2 separate regions of the Homo sapiens genome follow, and region 2 is linked to region 1. A link is an interaction called in ENCODE POLR2A ChIA-PET data of the cell type or tissue named here. Cell type or tissue: PC-3. All regions are shown on one strand.

Region 1 (2,500 bases):
GAGGCTGACGTGGGAGGATCACTTGCACCCAGGCGTTAGAGGGTGCAGTGAGCTATGACTGTGCCACTGCACTCCAGCTTGAGTGGCAGAACAAGACTTTGTCTCAAAAAAAAAAAAAAAAAAAAAAAGCACAATTTTCCACCTGGTCTTTGCTACCTCTCTACATTTAGATATGCTGAATCATCCAAATTTCTCTGGTCTCCGGTCACTGGGCCATGCAGTTCTCTTGGGTCTTCTTTAGATCTACTAGTTTACGTTTAGCTGTTCTTCTTGTTGATGGTTTAGGTTTATATGCAATTATACTTGATTAATATTTTCTATTGTGGTAATTGGATTTTGGTTCATAAACAAGCCTTTCCATTTTAATGATTATATATTTTTTCATCTCATCTTCTAGCCTTATGATGATTTCAATTTTTAAGCATAGTTAATTTTGAATTTATATCATGAGACTTTGGAAATTCCTCCAGGTGGCCTTAAACAAATCCAGTTCTCCCTCTTCTCTCCTGTTCTCAAGAAAAATTGTACAATGTTCTGGAAATACAACATACTAAGATAGAACCTCAGTGGAATACCTCATGCTCTGTTCCAGCCTCCCTCTAGAAAAGGATTTATTACAAGGTTTTCCCCCGTGGTTCATGTGACCCCAGTGCATAAAGCTCAGGATCGGCTGCCTTCTGGCATCTCTCAGCTGCAGTTCGTGTGGGGACCATGAAGGTAAGATTCCATCCCCCTTGGGCAGCTTTTCTGGGTCCTGGGGGAATTCAGTTGGCAATGAATCTTAAGCTTCTGTTGTCCCTTCCTGACTATCTGTAAGCAATGAATCTGCTCATGTAATTTGTTGTGTATGTAGGTATTCTATCTCACTAAACTCAGACAAATTGGTAACTAGTGCACAGTGAACCTGCTTTAAATGAAGTATGAAGAGTCATTCACACTTACATTGCCTCATTATATATACGTATATTTCACTGGTGTTTAGATTTCCCTGTCCCTGCTACATGCTTCCTCATTATTCTATAGATTATTCCAGCTGGGGATTGAAAATAATTGTTGTCATGTTATCCTTCCATCTATTCATCCACAAAAAGCATTCCATCCTGAAAATTTTTTAAATTATAACATTTTTAATTTATTAATTATAATTACTTTTATTAATTTTTTTATTAATTATAATTATTACTTTTTAAATTATAACATTCACAGCCACAGAGTTATATTTTCTATCCTCTTTGAAGCCACGTAAAAAACTTTGTTGAATAATATTGTGACATCGGACTTAGAAAATGTAAGTCTCTTATTACCTGCCTTCCTTCCTGCCTGCCTCTTTCTCCTTCTTCTTCTACATCTCTTTCTTTCCTTTTGCCTTCCTTTCTTTTTTCTTCCCTCCCATAAAATAGCTATTGATCAATAACACATGTTTCTCATTTGGTTATATGAGAACATGCAACTCATTGGCATGCTATACTATAACTAAATTAAATAAATATTTAATTAAATAAACATTTATTGAGCACCTATAATGTGCAAGGCATTTAGCATTTTTAAGCTACACTTGGCACACTCTTGTGTAAGACAAAAGTCTTGAAACTTTGAAATCCAGAGATAGAAACACCTGCAATCAAGAATGAAAGGCAGCCAAAGCACACTACCTATCTGTCAGCAAAAAAACATTTGATTGTACAGACCTTCAGCTTTCCATGGCTTCCACTGGTTCAATATCCCGGATCCTTACTTTGAATACCTGTGTGCCCGTAGTTATGTAATAATATCTGACTCCTTTTGATTATTTGACTTCCATCATTGACCCGTATATATGATATGGCACTTGTCCCTTCCAGCCCCTCCTGATTTTGCTACTTGGTATTAGCCACCAGATTCACCTTACACCTGTGTTCATTTGCTCTTAAGATTCTGTTTCTACCCCATGACATTCTCTCTGCCCTTACAGCTCTTCACCCAGCCACTAGTTACGAATTAAGAGCTAATTTGATACTTCCCACTCCACATTTTCAGAACAGTCTTGGTAAATGGTTTCCTATTGTTTCCAGTGCTGAAACTATGGATGATTATCTAGTATTGGGTTGATTTTGAAGTTGTGGGATCTCTACATTTTAAAACTAAGCTCACAGAGTTCAAAATGTTCTATCTTAGTATTAATAGAAACAATAAAACTTTTTAAAAATCTAAAAAGAATGAAAAAGTTGATGCTTTACCTCAATTTCACCTCCTGGCAATTCAACCTACTCTTGCAAACACAGTGTTATAATTACCATCACATTCTTCTTGTTTACAGCAAGAGTTAATTTTTTTAATCTCTCTTAGCTTAGGAACTGAAGTGTCTTTGTTTGAATACTTTAACTCGGGTCATAATGTTATCCTTCTTGCTGATCTATTCTTAAGCTGTTATCTTCTTTCCTTTACCAATCCAATCACCTCCCTATGGAAACTCCCTATTTTCCAAAACTGAAGATACCCATATTTGTTCCAGAAACACATT
Region 2 (2,500 bases), 190 kb before region 1:
AAAATAAATGAGTTTTGAGGCATCAGCATAGACTATACAATCATACGTGTTCCAGAATTAACACATTGCTTTGCAAAGTAGTTTTTAAAGGTCTTCAGGAATATTAAAATTAATTTCAGCATAGGACTTTATTTTTCTCAAATCAGTTCAACTCTTTTGGAAGAATCAGTTCACCTATTTTAGATGACTTTTAATTTTTGTTCCTGGTAAGGAAAAGCAAACAACCAAACAGTTCTCTAAAATTGTAACTTGAAATATCTTGATTTTTTAAAATGGAGTTTCACTACTTTCATAATTAGAAAATTTATATGATAATGCCAATAAATGTTTAAATTCAGTTTTAGCAGGAAAATTTAGGAATGAATAACACTTTCAGATTAAGAAACTTCAGACAATGGAGTCTGTTGTGTATTTTACATTTTAACATGTAATAACGTTCTTAAAACATCTTCATTAGTTACGATAAACCCTAATTTAGGGTTTCTAAATGTTATAACAATGTTTTATTTCAGAAAATATACTGCTAGGGGTTTGGCATGATGTACCAGTATTTTTTTCTTGTACTACATAAATTCTCTCAGTATTATATGATTTCAAATTTCAATTCCAATTTCAGCTTAATGTGGAAATAAAGTAAAATTGTTCTGTGTATATTTATAGTAAGGAAACAAATAAGTTTATGCTGCTGTTATCATAATGATATCTTAACATTTAGTATGAAAATACTACTACCTAGTTATTGTCCATATTAACCATTCATTAGAGCAGTTTATTTTTCTAGCTCACATTTATTTTTCTTATTTGATGGAGACTGTTTTCCAATATTGTTTATGTCTTGGAGTAATAGTGGGATGATACATGATTTGGAAGAAAGACTATCTTTAGAATGAGGCAGGGTTTCACTTTACTTTGGCCCTTACATTAATAAAATGAACAGAGGTACTACCTATCTCCTATAGTTGTTGTGGAAAAACGACCACATATTAATGTATAAAAAACACTGAGCAAGTTCTTGGTATGTAGTAAGCACTTAATAAATGCTAATTATCTGAGTATCCTTTATCCCACTTCTGTTGGGTGGAGCACGCTTAGGAAGCTTGGCCTGACTCACTCTGTGAGTGATTATATTTGAGTCAGGGTGAAAGGGCAGCCAGAGTCGGGTTTAATATATGAAACCACATGGATCCCAAGGCCTGGGGAACACAAACAGACCTAATTACAATGCCTGGAGTGTGACGCCTTCCCACTCATTTCAGGAAGACCTGTTTTCTTTTAGTGGAATTTCCTAAAAGGATCGTGCCTGTAGATAGACTAACTCACTTGCTCTTTTTCTGTAATTGAAATGGTATGCAAGTCATCACTTCACTTCCTCTCACTTGTAATATTCATACCCTGATGGCCTGCCCTTATTGGAATCAGCGTAGCTTCCTCTGTGGTCATGTACTAGGATATTTCGTACTCTCTTAAGATTCAAATTTCTCCACAACATGCGCTTTTAGAAAACTAGACCCAGTGATGAAACATATGACTGCAAATAAACTATGAATACGCAAGTTAACATTACACGTTACCAGATACCCAATCTCAAATCACTTGTACACTTGTACAGCTCTTTTAATACACTATTTCGATCTTACTATCTTTGGAGACATAAAAAACGTCAGAGTATCCAATTGCATTTTCTTTAATAACTAAAACAGATCATCTAGTTTTGCATAAAGTCAGACTTAACGATGATGTCATTTTTGATTATTTCTTTGGCTTAAGCAAGTTATAGTATTTTGCTGACCTTTGGGGAAAAAGCCCTCTATAAGCCTGTTTTATGGTTATTTGAGCAGATGAGTGTTAGAGAAGCTGAGTGATCATTCAGTTAAAACAACAGCAACAACAAAGGTCCTCTTAGTTTTTATAGTCAATGAAAGAAGAAAACAAGAATGCAGTATTTTAAAACGTTTGAATTATGTATTCTATGAGTAAGTAGTGTATGCATTAGCTAGCAATTCTGGAGTATCAATGTATAAAGTCACAGAAATAAAATGAGAATACTTAAGGTATTTTCTTGAAATTATGCTGAAAATTCAAATATGCAAACTTTAGAATAATAGTTATGTCTATACCTAAACACAACTTAGTAGTTTTGTTTCCTCAAGAATCTATTACTCAGAAACATTTTCGTCCCAACAAATAATGCACAGCCATTATAAATGTATCTTTTTAAACAATAAATATACACCATGAAATTATTCTACTCTCTAAATAATAATACATTTAATCAAATCACTAAATACATCTTTTTTTCATAAAGAACTAAAAGTTACCAAAATATACCATCACTTGATATCCTTTATCAAGGACATACTTTCTCTGTCACTTTTTGTCTAAGGAACATAAAGACTTTTAGCAAGTTTTTTGAAATTACTAATAAGGAAATATGAATAAAGCTTTGGAATAAAAATTAACTCATTAATGGCAATATATTTGAAAACTGGTTTTATTTTTT

What was found. ChIA-PET counts read pairs that join two places held together with the same protein. Peaks named below come from ENCODE experiments on the same cell type or tissue, not always from the same donor. Only the 100,000 strongest peaks of a DNase experiment are listed, where the experiment ranks them.
Region 2: POLR2A ChIA-PET joins it to region 1 with 6 read pairs; 2 of 35 experiments call an interaction of 5 or more read pairs at or near these places.

Annotation. Positions count from the first base shown.
Region 1 is chr7:83,853,974-83,856,473 of GRCh38, reverse strand. No RefSeq gene overlaps it. Among named protein-coding and RNA genes, the nearest start is that of SEMA3E, 210 kb to the right of the region's middle. In PC-3, no CTCF peak of the experiment used is centred here; no DNase peak of the experiment used is centred here.
Region 2 is chr7:84,041,105-84,043,604 of GRCh38, reverse strand. All of the region lies in intron 6 of SEMA3A (semaphorin 3A), which reads left to right. Among named protein-coding and RNA genes, the nearest start is that of SEMA3A, 150 kb to the left of the region's middle. In PC-3, no CTCF peak of the experiment used is centred here; a DNase peak (open chromatin) is centred at 1,194; H3K27ac peaks cover 2,500 bases.